Linked DNA regions of Homo sapiens: region 2 is linked to region 1. Evidence: read pairs that join two places in POLR2A ChIA-PET (ENCODE). Cell type or tissue: A673. All regions are shown on one strand. Each heading gives the region's core, and the rest is flanking DNA. Links, peaks and the distances in the headings are about the cores only.

Region 1 (9,042 bases), core at 543-8,542:
CAAAAGATAACCATCAGGAAAGAGGCAGAAATCCACCTGGAGCCCAGAACATCAGCTTCCCCACGGCTGGGGAGCAGCAGGGCCACTACTGAACTCACCTCAAAGTTCAAGGACACAAGGACGGTCTACCGCCACGGCACAGCGAACAGAAAACAGCCCTCCTGCACCCATGGTAGGGCTAACCAGGGCCCACAGGAGTCTCCCTCTGGGAAAGAGGCACAGGCATGAAGACACGGCTCCCATGAAGCACAGGGTCAGAGGCAAGCCCTCAAGCTCAGGATGAAGCAGGCATGCAGAAATCCCACAAGCGGCCCCTTGGTGCACGTGAGAAAACCACTGCAGGAAGGCTTAAGCTCGACCCAGCTCATGCCTGCAGTGACTCAACACCCCCTCCCCCCCCACCCCCTCCCCCAAGGGCCTAACGGAAGAAGAGTTGACACTGTTTTCAGGCATAAGTATGCCTTCCTCAGTCTCTCCTGTCCTATTCCACCCCTTAGCCATCAGCCCATAATCCCCCCACTCACCCACCCCAGTCCTAGGCAAGTACTAATCTATTTATCTCTGTAGGCCATATGTGTTTTTTGAATGGTGAATTGGACTGAAGAGTGTCGTGTCAAAATTCACATCCACTCACAACCTGTGACTGTGACCTTACTTGAAAACAGGATCTTGGCAGAGGAAATCACGTATGATGAGGCCGTACTAAATGGGAAGGGTCCTGAATCCAATGTGACTAGTGTCCCTACAGAAAACGGGAACCCTGGGCACAGAGATGCACAGAGAGAAGGCAATATGACAACTGAGGCAGGGATTAGAGTTATGCTGCCAAAGCCAAGGAACACCAAGGACTGTCGGCAACACCAGAACCAGGAGAGAGGCATGGAGTGGATTCTCCCTCCAACCCCCCAGGAAGGAACCCACTCGGCTGGAACCTGCATGATAGACTCTGGCCTCCTGAAGTGTACGAGAACAAATTTCTGTTGTGTTAAGCTATAGTTAATGATCATTTGTTATGGTAGTCCTAGCAAACTAACACAAATTCCATAAAACTGGAAATAAACTATCTACAGAAATCTAACAGATAAAGAAATAGTGGCATTTTCTTAGAAAATGTATCATACAGGAGTTCCATGAAATAGCACAAATCTCACAAATGCCATGCTGAAAAAAGAAGCCAGGCACAAAAGAACGAATACTATACGATCCCATTAATATAGTTTTAAAAAACAAACAAAAGTAATAATGCTGCTTAGGTATGCGTAATTCAAAGGAAGAATGATATGAAAACTGAAGGTTCTGAGAAGTCAGTCAGATAGGAGACAGCTCTAGGGAAGATGGAGGGGGAATCAGAATCATTGAGAAGGAGAAGAAAATGAGGCTAGTGTAAAAAGAGCTGGCTGTTTTGTAAATACTTCTAGGCCCAGTTGATGTTTACATTGATTTTTGCTTTATAATAATACATTCAATTATTCACCTGTGTTCTATGTATGTTTCTGTATAGTTCACAATTTAAATGAAAGAAAAAAGGGAAGAAGGAAGGAAATAAAGCCACCGGTTACAACGCCAGTCGCTTCCTGAGATTTGGTTAGAACTAAGGAAGTTATGTCCCCCAAAGCCAACAGTTCCAAGGGCAGCCACTTGATTCTCAACGTCCTCACTGTGGCAGAGGTGCCGGTTCCTCTGGGAGCCTGGCTGAGTGGTACAGCAGTGGGAGTCACCACCGAAGTTCACTCTGGGTACCCTTCCTTCCTCCATCCTTCCAAAGATTTTGCAATCACTGTATCACTTCCTATTTGTAATATCTAGAGTAATTTTTCTTAACAGCACATACACACTGACAAATACAGTTCATCTAGAAAGGTTCAAGAAAAAAACAAAGTGGTATTTCCAACATAAAGTATTAACAGTGACAAAGCAGAGGTCTAGACATTGAACTTTAGAGGGATACTATCCGTCATTCCTAACAGATGTCTTAGCACAAGCATAAAAACTAAATCTTTATTTAACACTTTATGGAGTTAATTTTTTAACATTTATAAAACAAAAAAGGGTGGAGAAGGAAGGGTAAAGTACAGAGGCATGGAGAGGAATAAATAACAGTTGTTGTTACCTGGAGTCTTGTATTCATTTCCAAGAAATAAAAATTCTTCTTAGAGTCCACAAGGAACTCCACGGTCCCAGCAGAGGAATATTTTACTGCTCTGGCAAGAGCTACAGCTTGTTCTCCCATCGCTCTTCGAGTCTCCGCATCCAAAAAAATGCTACATATACAAAAAAATGTTTGTCTACATTTCGGACAAAAATCAAGTTATCTTTTGTGTGCATTACATAAACATTTTCTTAAAGTTTACTCAGATATAGATCATCTATACCAATTTAAGAATTCAAAATATTGTGCTTTATATATGTTTTATAATATATGTTGACTATATTATTAAGCATAACATGCTCAAATAAGTCAACTTTAGATTTGTATAAAACATTTGAACTTTTCACATTACTCTGCAACTTCAATCCATTCACAAAATATATAACTACTCTTCAACTTCTAATATTTAACATATATATTCAGAATTGCTTCGAGCCAAAAACTGGGAGAAAAATAACTTATTAGTATCTAACATACACAATCAATCCTCATTGCTCATGTAGTCCATATTTACAAATCTGCCTACTTGCTGAAATTTATTTGTAACCCCAAAATCAATACTTAAGGCGCTTTCATGGTCCTTTGTGAACAAGTGCAGAGAGGTGAAAAATTTGAGACTCCAGTATGCTAAGGCTGAACAAGGTGATGCTCTCCCTTCTCGTTTCAATGCTCATACTATAACAAGCATCCTTTTCAAGGTCTGTTTAGTGTCACTTTTTTTGCATTTGTGTGTGTGTGTGTGTCATTTCATGGTGTGAAATGGCCCATCAAGCATTGTCCTTAGGTGCTGTCTGGGGTTCCCATGTGCAAGAAGGCCATGAAGTACTGTCTGGAGAAAATGTGTGTGGGATAAGCTTTACTCAGGCACGTGTTATAGTCTTGTTGGCCAGGATTGTGAGTTCACTGTTAATGAATCAACCACAGATATTAAATGAGAAATACACAAAAAACAAAATTATGTATTAATCCACTGAGGAAAATGTTATAAGCAAAGGCTCGCAGGAACCTAACCCTGTATTTCCCCTAGGGGAAATTATTCAGTGTTCACTAATTCAGTAATCAAGGTGACTTTAGAGAACATAACTGCCACAAATAACAAGAATCAGCAATACATCCACTAAATCCTGCACGTTTGGCTTCAAGATACCAAACCCACCTTCAAGCAGGCAAGTTAAGCTAAAATGACTTCAACAAACCCTGAAAAAAATATCATCAAACCACTTTGCATTTTCACAGATTTTGCTTCTATGAAAGAAAGGCTCTGAGAAACAAAACATTAACTACTTTTCTACTTGTGGATTAAAATTATTCTCAAATGAGCAGGATTGAGATGACATGCTATAAAAGCTTTATTATGGAATAGTATAAAAAACTTGCATGAAGCTGCCTCCAATATATAGCAATTATTAATACATAGCCACTCTGGCTTTATCTATGCTACTTGCCCACTTCTCTACCAGGCCCACCCTTTATTGTTTTTAAAGTAAATCCCAAATTAGGTATCATTTCACTTTTAAAAACATACATGTCTGTTTCTATGAGATAAAGTACCCTTTTGTAACACAACTACACAAAAAACAAGAACTCCTTAAAAGCATTTAATATCCACTTGGTATTCAAATTTCTCTATCTCATAAATATCTTTATACAGCTGATTTCTTTGAATCAGGATCCAAATAAGGTCCAAAACTGCATTTGATTGGCTTTTGTATCTTAAGACTCTTTTAATCTGTAATGCCCCTTCCCCATTTTCTGGCCAAGGATCTGGTCATTTTACTGTCTTATTTCTCACATTCTTGGTTCAACTGCATGCAACCCCACGGTGTCTTTTAACATTCATATTACATTTCTATTTCATATAGATTGCTAGTTAGACTCAGAGCCTTGAATATATTCAAGTTGGATTGGGGTGGGGGAGGGGGAAGAGTTCACAGGTGGGAAGTGTACTTCCTACTGTCTCCCTTTTGGTGAAGTTACAATAAATCAATGGGTTCAAGTGTTATGAATTATCTATAATATAGTTTGCATTAACCTAATGTATAGACATAGATGACATTTCAACAATAACTGGCTGACAAAATTAATGCAACTAAAAAAAACCCCAACTAACAATTAATAGCATAACATCTGGAGAATCTCAGTGCAGCTCTGTGAAACTATCTTTCTCCTATTTGATCTTGCCCTTGCCCTTTTCAAAAGCCCTGCTAGATATCCAGAGATATGAGTGACCCTAGCTAGCATTGCCCTCAAAGCACATTAGTAGATTCTTTTTTTTATTTTTATTTTTCGGGGGGTGGGGGAGAACAGGGTCTTGCTCTGTCACCCAGGCTGGAATCTGGTGGCATGATGTCGGCTCACTGCAACCTCGACCTCTGGGGTTAAGCAATCCTCCCACTTCAGCCTCCCAAGTAGCTGGAACTATAGGCATATGCCACCACAGTCAGCTGATTTTTTACTTTTTTGTGAAGATGAGGTCCCACTACGTTGTCCAGGCTGGTCTCAAACTCTTAGGCTCAAGCAATCCTCCCACCTCAGCCTCCCAAAGTGCTAAGATTACAGGTGTGAGCCACCATGCCCAGCCGATTCTTACTCCAGGAACTGAAAACTACACATTCCATTTATTTTAACATTTCACAGTGTACAAATACATATCAGGTCAGTATTAATGATGAGTTCTAGCTTTTTCATTTTGATTCCTACTGCTGTATATTTTCCTTTTTTTCTCTAAATAAGTAGATAAGGTATTCATTATGAAAAGTTTGTATTTCTAGACAAAGAGAAAAAACAAACACATTTTATGATTCAAGGTTCCCAGTCTGGGAAAGATTTCTATCCCAGGTAACACTTGAGTAGGTTTTTACTAAAAACAGAGTGTTAATTGAATTGGAATTGATAATCAGTCAAGGAAACAGAAAATTGCAAGACATGTGTGTTGAAGACTCTTACTGTTCCACAGGTATCCTTTTTCCCCTTCCTCCATACTACAGTACTACAGTACTAGTTCTAGCTCAGCACATGGTTTCTTAAGAAAAAGATACTAACAAGTCTCCCTAGCTAAGTGTCTAACTTCAGATCAACACCAAGTAATTAGCTTCAGCACCTTCCAGGATCTTCCTAAAGACACAGGAAGAGGATTCCCTTTGGCTTTTCTTCTTCCTCCCTTCTTACATCCTGTTCCTGGGCCTTGAGAACTAGATGGCCACATCTTATGTAAGCTACACAGTTCTTCACAGCATACTGGCTGGTGTGTAAGCACAAGCATCCCATGAGAACAGGAAGCGGAAGCTGGCAGTTTCCCAAGGCCTGGGCTGGAAACTGGCACAGCATCACTTCTAAGTAGTCTACGGGTCAAGCCTTCACAGAGCACAGAATCAAGAAAAGGGAACAATGATCCTTCCCCTCACTGCTCAAAGAGAAAAATGGCAAAGGATTTGGGGTCCATGTTTTAAAACTAATAACACCATGCCATATTTTTAAAAACCAATGTAACTAAAATAGAGTTGAATTTTTACCATTACTCCGGGATTAAAAATATACTCACATTCTCACTTACTATTTTCAGAAACTATATAGGCATTATATCAAGATATGCTAGCTCTGCTGATTAAAGCTACAATAAGCTATACTTCTTACCGTCTGGTAATTAAAAATTACTAGGAACACTCACCTGAGGATTTTTAAGAACAAAGAGAATACCAGAGTATATACAAATAGCAACCTAGCATCAAATGAGAAATGAGGCCCCATACACCAAACTCATGAAAGATGCCCTGGAGAAGTACCCAAAGTGGCTCTGATAATTCAAGGAATTTCCAAGAACCACACTCCAGAAGCCTTTCATGGTAGGATAAATTCAGGACCAACTTTATGAACCCTTCACCAACATGAAAGTCTAGAAGGCATATATCTCAGAAATCCCGTGAAGTACCATCAGGTTCCATACTTCCTAGAAGCCTGCAGAAGTCACAGTTGGCTGTCTACCCAACTTTCTCCTCTAATAAAAACCCACTTCTTTTTCAAGTATTCTCTCCCTTTTACACATTAAAGCACTGAGGAAATCAAGTAACAAATTCTTAATTATAAAAATATGCAGTAACAGAGTCTACATGAACATTAGTGCAATTGTAGCTGATAAAGCAAACAAATAAAAAAAGAAATGTGGCTGGGAGCAGTGGCCCACACCTATAATCCCAGCACTTCGGGAGGCTGAGGTGGGCTAATCTTTTGATGCCAGGAGTTCAAGGCCAGCCTGAGCAACATGACAAAACCCCATCTCTACAAAACACAAAAATTAGCTGGGCATGGTGGCACACACCTGTAGTCCCGGCTACGTGGGAGGCTGAGTTGGGAGGATCACTTGAGCCTGGGAGGTGGAGGCTGCAGTGAGCCGTGATTGCACCACTGCCTGGGCAACAGAGTGAGACCCTGTCTCTGAATGCATGCGTCAGTGAATGATGAATGAATGAATGAATGAATGAAATGCATAAAAGCAGCCGCTTTATAAATGTTTCTTAGGAGACTTACCTTGGTGCTTCCTCCACCACCTTCTGATTTCTTCTCTGAATTGAGCACTCTCTTTCATTAAGCCATAAAGCATTCCCATGTTTATCACCTAGAACCTGAAAGAGCAATACCATTTGAAAAACCATATAACCACACCCACAAAGTAGATGATGGTTAATATTTTCCGCATGCAACATCTCTTGGTTTTTAATATTCAAACTTCATAGTATATACATACCTCTCAAAACATTATTTTGATTCATGTTAACAAAGGAAAACTATATTTATTACTCCAAAGCTCAATAAAACATTTTTATCAAAAAGATTTGAGGAAAAAGTGTTCATATCACCTTTCAAATACAACGAGTAAAACATCAGAATCAGTTGTACAAATTTTGTGAAGGACACTGAGTGTTAGTGAAGGGGATAAACACTGGATGTCAATGTTGCTGAGGAGTGCCACCGCAGCTTTATTACAAACATCTGCTTGATGTTAACATTATTAAATGTCTGTTGATTGGGAAATGACATTGTATGCATTTCCACCCAATATGTAATCTGTTATCTATCTATGGATGTCTGTACTGTGGTTTATTTTTGTTCTAGGAAACTGCTAAAGGTCTGGAGTTAATATACAAACATAATAGTTTTTCCCATTGAACATCTCTAACCAGAAAATCTGAAATCCAAAATGCTCCAAAAGCTGAAATTTTTTGACATCACGCTCAAAGGAAACAGTCACTGGAGCATTTCGAATTTTCAGATTAGGGATACCCAACCAGCAGGTATAAATGCAAATATTCCAAAACCCAAAAAAATCTGAAATCTGAAACACTTCTGGTCCCAAGCATTTCAGTTAAGAGATACATTCAACCTGTAATGGAAAATAAGCTGAGATTGCCAGATAAAATACAAGATATCCAGCTACATTTAAATTTCAGATAAACAATGAATAATTTTTTTCTAGCTATGTCCCAAGTACTACATGGAACAGTGATTTTAAAAAATCATTGTTAATCTGAAATTCAAATTTAACATGTATCTTTTTCAGCTAAATCTGGAAACTCAAAAGCAGCTCTTCATTAAAGTTTTTGCCTAGAACATCTGATTTTCAGAAACGGACCAATCTATTTTCAGATTTAAGGTGTTGATTTATATTTCTGAATACATATATTAGGTTTACAGAGGTAAGATCTGTTTTAGAAGCCCAAAGACCAGGCACTAATTTTAGTTCCAAACAGCTATGCAACTTCTCTGAACAAGTCATTCTGTTTCTTTGTGCATTATAAATAGCAGATAATATCAATCTTAATATTTGATATGGCTTCTGAAAAAAATCAAATAAAGATCATGGCTATAATTGGTAAAATGTAAAATAAATAGTTAATATATGACTGTAAAGTTAATTTTTAGGAACAAACCCTTTCTGAAACTCAAGAATGATTCCAAGCAATGAAGGAAAACATAACAGCAATAAAATGCCAATAAGCTGGAATTTTCTAAGACTCAAAGGTGGCTGCATGAAGTAAATCTAAAAATATTTGAAATCATTAAAATAACTCTCAACCTCTTTTTAAATTCTAGTTGACAAGAAAGTAAAAGTAGACAGTCTCCAAGAAATAAAGCCAAAATAACCAAGAATTCTCAGAAATATTTCCAACTATAAAATATCAGATTCATATACAGAATCAAGAGTTTGTTCTTCTCTAAATTCTGTATAGTCTCCCAGTTCATTTTTTAAAAATTCTGTGCACTTACTAGGCATTCAACAAAAATGATTTGCTGATTATTTATTCCATTAAATAAATGAGGAAGCCATGTAATCAGAAAACATTATAAATAAATACTGCTTTTAAGGGAAGTTAATCCTTAAATGCATCATGAGTTTTTTAAAAATTTTATAGGTTTACACGTACTGAATGTAGAAAAATCTCTAAGCTATACTGCTTCCTGAAAAAGCTTTATTATAATAGACAATGTCACATAATGCAAGCCTGTTGGTATCCCTAGACCCAACCCAGGAAATGCCAGTAGTGCCCTGGTTGAGAAATACTGGTTTATGCCACAAAGAGAGGTGCCATTCACACTACCAGTGCAGTTTCATTGTGGAAAGGACATAGTATATAATGGCTCATGTGAAAAATAATAGGTGACATACACACATATACTTCTTAGACTATGTATGGAGGAATAGCCAAGAAACAGTAACGGTGCCTGCATTTAGGGACAGAAACTAGAGGACTTAGAATAGAGTAAAAGGGATGCTTACTTTTTATTAATTACCCTTTATCATGTGCATAAATTACTTAATATAAATAAGTGAAAACTAAAGAAAAGTAAATTAAAAACCCTTCTAAGTATAGATGAGATATGAGAACATCTGTGTGGCC
Region 2 (9,042 bases), core at 281-8,280, 160 kb after region 1:
TGTGAACCACCACACCTGGCCATTTTGCCCATTTTTTAATCAAATTACTAGATTTTTTTCCTATAGAGTTGTTTGAGCTCCTTATACATTCTAGTTACTAATCCCTCATCAGATGGGTAGTTTGCAAATATCTTCTCCCATTCTGTGGGTTGTCTCTTCATTTTGTTGTTTCCTTGGCTGTGTAGAAGCTTTCTAACTTGATGTGATCCCATGCCTACTGATGTCTTGATGAGCCTGATCCTCTGCAGGTCTAGGCTAATGTGTGCATTTGAGTCTTCGTTTTTACCAAAAAAGTTCAAAAAGTCAAAAATAAATGAAAAATAAAAAACTTTAAAAACAGAAAAAAGCTTATAAAATAAGGATATAAAGAAAACATTTTTGTACAGTTATACAGTGTTTGCATTTTATGCTGTTTTATTATGAAAGAGTCAAAGAGTAAACCGGGCGTGGTGGCTCACGCTTGTAATCCCAGCACGTTGGGAGGCCAAAGCAGGTGGATTACCTGAGGTCAGGAGTTCAAGACCAGCCTGGCCAACATGGTGAAACCCCGTCTCTACTAAAAATACAAAAATTAGCCGAGCGTGGTGACACATGCCTGTAATCCCAGCTACTGGAGAGGATGAGGCAGGAGAATGGCTTGAACCCGGGAGACAGAGGTTGCAGTGAGCCAAGACTGCACCACTGCACTCTAGCTTGGCCAACAGAGCAAGACTCTGTCTCAAAAAAAAAAAAAAAAGAAAGAGTCAAAGAGTAAAGACAAAATTTAAAAGTTTATAATTTAAAAAAGTTATGGTATGCTAAGGTTAATTTATTATTGAAGAAAGAAAACTATTTTTCTATAAATGTCGTGTAGCCTAAGTATACAGTGTTTATGAAGTCTATAGTAGTGACGGTAATGTCCTAGGCCTTTGATCACTCCCTGACTCATCCAGACCAGCTTCCAGTCCTGCAAGCTCCATTCACAGTAAGTGCCCTATACAAGTGTACCATTTTTTATCTTTTATACTATATTTTTACTGTACCTTTTCTGTGTTTAGATACACTTATATACACAAATACTTACCATTGTGTTACAATTGCCTACAGTATTTAGTACAGTCACGTGCTGCACAGGTTTGTAGCACAGGAGGAATAGGCTATACTATATAGGTGTGTACTAGGCTGTATCATCAAGGTTTGTGTAAGTACATTCTGTGATGGTCACACAATATTGAATTCACCTAACGATGCATTTCTCAGAACATATCCCTGTCATTAACTGATGGACCCTACCAAAGGGTCCCATTATCAAAAGTAGTATGAGACAATGAGAAACAATGCTTGCATTAGTATTCAACTACTTATATTTCATGCCATAAAGATTTAATAATTTACATTCTTTCCCCATGGGATTTTTTTCTACTCATTCATAACATTACTACTAAAAAAAATCCCTGCTGTGGGCCGGGTGTGGTGGCTCAAGCCTGTAATCCCAGCACTTTGGGAGGCCGGGGCAGGCAGATCACCTAAGGTCAGGAGTTCAACACCAGCCTGGCCAACTTGGTGAAACCCTGTCTCTACAAAAATACAAAAATCAGCCAGGCATGATGGCAGGTGCTTGTAATCCCAGCTACTCCGGAGGCTGAGGCGGGAGAATCGCTTGAACCCAGGAGGCAGAGGTTGTAGTGAGGTGAGATCACACCACTGCACTCCAGCCTGGACAACAAAGCAAGACTCTGTCCCAAAAAAAAAAAAAAAAAAGGCCTGCTGTGTTAAAAGTACCAAATAAAAGTATATCTGCTTTATGCTAAACCTTCTTTTGTTTGTATCCAATTAGCATTAGCCTACCTTTCATTTTTGTCAAACTTTCAGCTGAACACGTTGAAGCATTTAGGAAAGGTTAAACAATTGTAGCATTCCCTTAGTGATACTGAAGCTATGCTGGGGGAAAGTGCTCTCATAAGGGAGCACTGTGTAAACATTTCATTAATCTTTGACTCAAATTTTCTCATGCTTTGCTTAAATCTACTTGGTGACCAGCAATCAGCCTGGCAATTTTTCTGTCTAAGTTTTTAAAGCTATGAAAAGAAAATACTTACGGCACATATAGAAGATACTGTGATACTGTCGTTTTGCTTAACACAACAGTGAACAAGTAAACAGTTTTTAAACTTGAATGTATCTTGTGCAGGCCAAGAAAAAAAGCCTGTATGTCTCACTTTTTCTGCTTGACCCAAAATTAAGTCCTGATTTAAACAAAGCAAAAATATACTTACAGAACTAGCATCAACATCACTGTGGATGGCAACTGTCTTAATGCCCATCTTCTTGCAAGTTCTAATAACCTATTTTAAAATATATTAATGTCTATTAATAGTGATTCACACTTAAAGGGGTTTAATAAATAATTTCAGAGTAAAATGGAAAATAAGACGAAAATTCTACTCACCCGACATGCAATTTCTCCTCTATTAGCAACAAGAATTTTATCAAAAGTCTGAAGAGAGAAAAAACACATTCATTAGAAATTGTTACTTTTAAACCGATGGTTTAAGACCAAAAAACACCAAGTTTTTCCAACATCAACACTGAATATAACCCTAATAAACATTACTTCCTAGAGTAACATTAAATACTATATTACTTACAGTAATATTAAATGTACTATAAATACTTAGGGTAATATTAAAATAGGTTATTAAATAGTATAACCGTTTACAACCAGGGAACTACAAAATTCATCTGATATGATCGGGTTCTATAATTACTTTGTTAAAGCATAGTAGGTTAATGTATTCACAATGGGGGTATCTACATATTCTGTAGCCAAAAGAAAATCTTCAAATGATATTTCAGACACTAAAAGACTTTGGTCAAGCCCGGGTGCAGTGGCTCACGCCTGTAATCCCAGCACTTTGGGAGGCCAAGGCAGGTGGATCACGAGGTCAGGAGCTCGAGACCAGCCTGACCAACACGGTAAAACCCCATCTCTACTAAAAATACAAAAAGGCTGGGCACGGTGGCTCACGCCTGTAATCCAGCACTTTGGGAGGCCAAGGTGGGTGGATCACGAGGTCAGGAGATCGAGACCATCCTGACCAATATGGTGAAACCCTGTCTCTACTAAAAATACAAAAAAAAAAAAAAAAAAAAAAAAAAGGAGCTGGGTCTAGTGGTACGCGCCTCTAATCTCAGCTACTCGGGAGGCTGAGGCAGGAGAATGGCTTGAACCCGGGAGGCGGAGACTGCAGTGAGCTGAGATCACGCCACTGCACTCCTGTCTGGTGACAAAGCGAGTCTCCATCTCTAAATAAATAAATAAATAATTTAAATACAAAAATTAGCCGGCGTGATGGTGCATGCCCGTAATCCCAAGTGCTGGTAATCCCAAGTAATCCCAGCTACTTGGGAGGCTGAGGCAGGAATCACTTGAACCTGGGAGGCGGAGGTTGCAGTGAGCTAAAATCGTGCCACTGCACTCCAGCCTGGGTGACAGAGCAAGATTCCGTCTCAAAAAATAAATAAATAAATAAACAAAAAAAACACTTTGGCCAAAATTACTTGACAATTTATTTTCTAAATTCTGGGAAATTCTAAGTGTCATGAGTTGTTTTCAAAGGGAAGTCTGATACTAAGTAAGTATAATTTATCTGCTATCTCTGTTGGGACAGGGCATATTTTCAGTAACTCAGAATAGGTACCTAATTGTGCATATATCCAAAAATGCCCAGACTAAGCAGATTACACCATTTGAATCCAATGTTAAGTTTGAATAACCACCAAATTTTGAAGCAGCTGAGACCAAACAGTAGAGAAGTTGTGTATCCTGTGTTTATCTAGAGACCTAAACCCAAGTCCAGCTTTGCCACTAATGACCTATTTAACTTTAAGTAAATCAATCTCTGTAGGCCTTGATTTCCACATAAACTGGTAGCACTCAAATGGAAAGCTATTTAGTAAGGTTTTCTTCCTACTCTAAAATTGTACAAGCTAATCGTTTTTCAAAACACACCATTCCAAGTAATTTGGATGTAATACACATTAGCACACGGTAATTTCTGTATTTGTGAATTATTTTTAAGTTCAACGGAACTACAGAAAAAAAGTGTCAGTTATATTTCTAAAAGAAGAGTTAGAGTTATAAATGACCTTTTAAAAAGTACTCTTATATAACCTAGAGCAGTTTGTTTGTTTGTTTGTTTTTTGAGATGGAGTCTCACTCTGTCGCCCAGGCTGGAGTGCAGTGGTACGATCTCAGCTCACAGTAACCTCCGTCTCCCAGGTTCAACATATTCTCCTGCCTCAGCCTCCTAATAGCTGGGATTACAGGTGCGCACCACCAAGCCCGGCTAATTTCTTTGTATTTTTAGTAGAGATGGGGTTTCCCCATGTTGGTCAGGCCGGCCTCGAACTCCTGACTTCAGGTGATCCGCCTGCCTCGGCCTCCCAAAGTGCTGGGATTACAAGCCTGAGCCACCACACCCGGCCTAGAGCAGTATTTTAACATACAGGAAAAAGTCCAGAATCTCAGAAGTGAAAAAAGCTTGCTAGGTCTTGGTTTAACCTTTACATCATATATGTCTTAACTCCTCCAACCCGAGCCAAGCCCCTGCCTTAAAAATAGGTAAACTTCTAATGTGATAAAACTCGAAGCCACTCAGAGCCTTGCTCACATCTCAGGTCTGAGAATGCATAATCATCTACTTTTCTGTATTTAAATGGTCATGGTAAACCCCTCTTAAACAGTAAGCATATCCTGAGAACACAATGTTTACACTTTCTTAAATGGGTTTTAAAATATGATGTTAATATTAACTGTGAAACAGACCACATCTGATAATCACCACAAACACCACTCCTAGAAATTACATATTAAGCAATTGTTACAGCGAATACAACAAATCATGATAACAATGGAAGAATTAAGCAAGAATCCCCATTCTAATTTCTGTTCAGGCAGCAGAATGGTCATTACGAGTCAGTCTGCAGCCAAGCCACCCAGGCTGAACTCCCAACATTCTATGTTCTCCTCCTGTGTGTCCTGCTATGAACAAGTCACCCTTCTTGCCTCTCATTTCCTGGTATGTAAAATAAGGGTAAAAACAGCACCTGCCACAAGAGGTTGTGAGAATGATTTGAATTAACACTCTTAAAGTGTTTAGAATAATGTCTAGCATGTAATATATACTCATTCAGCATTAGCTATGGCTACTGTTCTTCACCCCTTTGGGCTACATGCCAGACTGTTATGAATTTAGGAGTGTGCCCCTATCTGTCTAACTGGGGAAAAGCTATAACAAAACAAATACCTGCACCTGACACATCTTCTCTGTTAAGGGCTATTAATGTATTACCAATTAGCGCATAAAACCCAATAAAACTAATCATATCAATTAATCTTCCATACATAAAATTTTCTTCTAAATAAATCATAGATGCATATAATTCAGAATTTTTAAAGTACAAAAGGGGATACACTGAAGAGACACCCAAGTCCCTGCCCAAAAGGCAACCACTGTTACTGGTCTCCTATATATTCTTCCAGGTAGGCTATGCCTATAAAAGAATATGCATACAAATCAATTAAACCCAACCTTAAAACTGCCCCTCTGCATCAACAATTACAGGTAAATATCAAGTGCATTTGGCAACTTCAAAGTAAAATATGGCACAAACACAACAAATTGTGTTAAATGCTCTAATAAGGCTTTGTGCAGGATGCTACACACAGAGAAGGGAGCACATGAACAGCATGTGTAAAGGCCGTGACACTGGAAGAAGAGGGTAGCACTAAGCAACTACAAGGAATTCTCAATATGACTGAAGCGCATGGTATGCTTAGGAGAGTTGTAGCAAATAAAGCTAGGATAAAAAAAAGTCCAGATGATGGAAGGACTCATATGCCATTCAAGGAACTGGGACTTGATCCTATATGTGGAGAGTCACTCATAAGGCACCCTGAAGACACTCAGGAAAAAACAACTATAAATTAGGATCCTGGATCCTTGAAGATAGATGAGAATTCAGGTACCAGAAGAGATAATGAAGAACTTTGGCAGTAGCTGCTCTATAACTGTACTAATAATGTCATCTGAAGTAAAAGATTTCCTAAGGATCTTTTTTGCTGTTGTTATTTTTCTCTTAACCCATTCTCTCTCTATCCCTCCTTCTTCCTTTCCCTTCCCTAGGTTTAGATGCTCTCTCCCAGGCTCTAACTCCATAGCTAGCACCACACTCCATTCAGAGACCAAGAGGACTGAGCTGGCCCTGCACTGGGTACTTGTTGGAATGACGGCAGAACTCTGGACACTGGGTCACTTGCCCAACTCTTCTGAGAAAGGATACAGCACAATGGGTAAGTCCACCAGCTCTGGAAAAGGACAGGCATGAGTTTACACCCAGCTACTCACTATCCATGGGCTTTGAGTCTTGCTTTCCAAATGTGCAAAATTCAGTTAAGGACATTAAGCAGCCGACACTTAGGACACGTTTTGTATACAGCAGGCACTGTGATGAATCTCTTCTGTGCATTATCTCATCTATCAGGTAATGGCTATGATGACAATATTTAGCATAATAATCCCACGAAGTCAGTTCTGATAATATCTCCGTTTTACAAATAAGAAAACTAAGGCTTGATGAGGCCAAATCACTTGCCTTAAATCACTTACAAAGTTCACTAGTGGCAAAGTCAGAGAGTTCACATCCAGGTATTCATGTCAGAAATATCATGATATAATGTAATCAGAGTATAACAATGCAAGCTCTAAACACTATGTTATTAATAACACCTAAGATCACTTTTTTTTTTCTTAAGAGACGGGGTTTTGCTCTGTTACCCAGGTTGATATGGAACTCTCGGTCTCAAGGAATCCCGTGTCTCGGCCTCCCAGAGCGCAGGGACTGTAGGCGTAAGCCACTGAGCCCAGCCAGCTCACATCAGTGTGACAGGAACAACACAGTACTGTACTGGCTCACACTAACTTAAGGCCAACTGAAACTTAATGGTCTTGATCCAAGCAAGCTACCATAAGTTAAATCTTCCTTATTCTCATGAACATACATAAGACAACAAGTTAGCTTGTTAAAACTCAAGTTAAAAAAAATAACGTTTTCAGTAATGATTAAATTTCACCCGGATAATTTGCACATGATGTAAGTCACTGATAAAATGTGGAATAAGAAATGAGTTAATAACAGATTCAAACGAGAATCAATTTATTTAACAAATATGTATTACACCAAAGACCAAGTCTACTTGCACTTGGGACAGTAGGTATAAACAAACCAGGTCAGTATTTAATGAATGGTTACAAGGACAGCAGGAATCCGGGAAGGAGAAAGGTCTGATTAAGTGCAGCCCTCAAGTGAAGGGTGAAGCGACCAACTTAGTCTGAACATGTACCTGTACTATGAATAGGTGCCAAAGAATATTCATCACTCACTGAGGGAAACACAGTTTCTCCACAGTCACCTTAGGCAAGGGCACAGCAAAGGAGATGGCAAAGATAGCAGGGAGCAGAATTGATTTCAGGATTTATGACGAAACATGCTAAGTGAATTCCAAGGAGATTCCACTTCTACACCTTTATCCCTCGTATCTCTTTAAATGTGCTAAACCTGGGCCAGGCACGGTCGCTCATGCCTACAATGCCAGCACTTTGGGAGGTGGAGACAGGTGGATCACCTGAGGTCAGGAGTTCGAGACCAGCCTGGCCAACATGGTGAAACTCCATCTCTACTAAAAATACAAAAAAAAATTAGCCGGATGTGGTGGTGTGTGCCTGTAATCCCAGCTACTCGGGAGGCTGAGGCAGGAGAATCGCTTGAACTCGGAAGGTGGAGGTTGCAGTGAGCCAAGATCATGCCACTGCACTCCAGCCTGGGTGACAGAGCGAGACTCTGTCTCAAAAATAAATAAATAAATGTGCTAAACCCAGACAGTTACATACATTTATTTATTTTTAGTAATTACCAGTGGTCACCAATGTGGGAGGTCAGTTAGCTATTTCTGTAACTTCACTATGAGGTTATAATGAAAGCAAGTACCAGACCAAACTCTGTCCACACATACAAACATTTATTAAGACATAAAAAGAATCATAAAACCTGCTTGATAAGTTCAGTGGAATCTTAACTTCCTGTACTTTGTAAGGCTCCAAAAGACTGCAAGAAAGGCTCACCATAGGCAAAAAAAAACAATATTCTGCTTTGGCTAACCATACTGTCAGACTAAGCCATCAAGAATCCACCAGACAAGTGGCTGAACACAGAACTATTCATTTAGGGATCGGGCCCGAGTATTATCCTTAAAGGTAAAGAATTAAAGGCCAACTACATTATTACATTCTAATAGTACAAAGGCACAGAATTTCCCTAAAGCAATAGCCAATAACATATATTGACGAATACCACAAACTTCCTCAATGACAGCCCGTTTCTTTTTTTCCTTTTCTTTTCTTTTTTTTTTTTTTTTTTTTTTTTTTTTTTTTTGAGACAGGATCTTGCCCTTTAGCCTAGCAGTCTGGAGTACAGTGGTGCAATCATGGCTCACTGAAGCCCTGACCTCCTGGGCTCAAGTGATCCTCCCAACTTAGCTTCCTGTGTAGCTGGAACTACTGGTGCACGCCACCACACCCAGCTAATTTTTGTGGGGTGTTTTTTTTTTTTTTTTTTTTTTGGTAGAGACAGGGTTTCGCCAGGCTGGTCTCAAGTTCCTGACCTCAAGCAATCCACTGGCCTCAAACTCCCAAAGTGCTGGGATTACAGGCGTGGGCCATCACACCTGGCTGATAGCCCACTTCTAACAGTTATTACGCTAATGAGGAAGGCTACCAGTGTATAAGGAGAAAGATGGCTGAACCGTTTGTAGTATTCCACCCCTCTATAATGTGTCCTCTTCAACAAATGTTAGTTAATTACTCTTAAGAGTGTAGCCACTTAGGATAGCTGATTACTTCGAGATTGGAATGCAACACATGGATACATGAACCCCAAAGCATATCACCTATGATGAAGATTTTAAATTAAACTACAGCTTTCATAACAGGGAGTTTATCATAA

The links. Peaks named below come from ENCODE experiments on the same cell type or tissue, not always from the same donor. Only the 100,000 strongest peaks of a DNase experiment are listed, where the experiment ranks them.
Region 2: POLR2A ChIA-PET joins it to region 1 with 10 read pairs; 2 of 35 experiments call an interaction of 5 or more read pairs at or near these places.

What each region holds. Positions count from the first base shown.
Region 1 is chr13:100,266,415-100,275,456 of GRCh38, reverse strand. It overlaps PCCA (propionyl-CoA carboxylase subunit alpha), which reads right to left. Exons shown (of 24, transcript NM_000282.4): 11 at 6,674-6,768; 12 at 2,111-2,261. Among named protein-coding and RNA genes, the nearest start is that of PCCA, 180 kb to the right of the region's middle. In A673, for the core only: no CTCF peak of the experiment used is centred there; a DNase peak (open chromatin) is centred at 5,406; H3K27ac peaks cover 505 bases.
Region 2 is chr13:100,105,275-100,114,316 of GRCh38, reverse strand. PCCA (propionyl-CoA carboxylase subunit alpha) reads right to left here. Exons shown (of 24, transcript NM_000282.4): 3 at 2,429-2,476; 4 at 2,256-2,324. Among named protein-coding and RNA genes, the nearest start is that of PCCA, 21 kb to the right of the region's middle. In A673, for the core only: no CTCF peak of the experiment used is centred there; no DNase peak of the experiment used is centred there.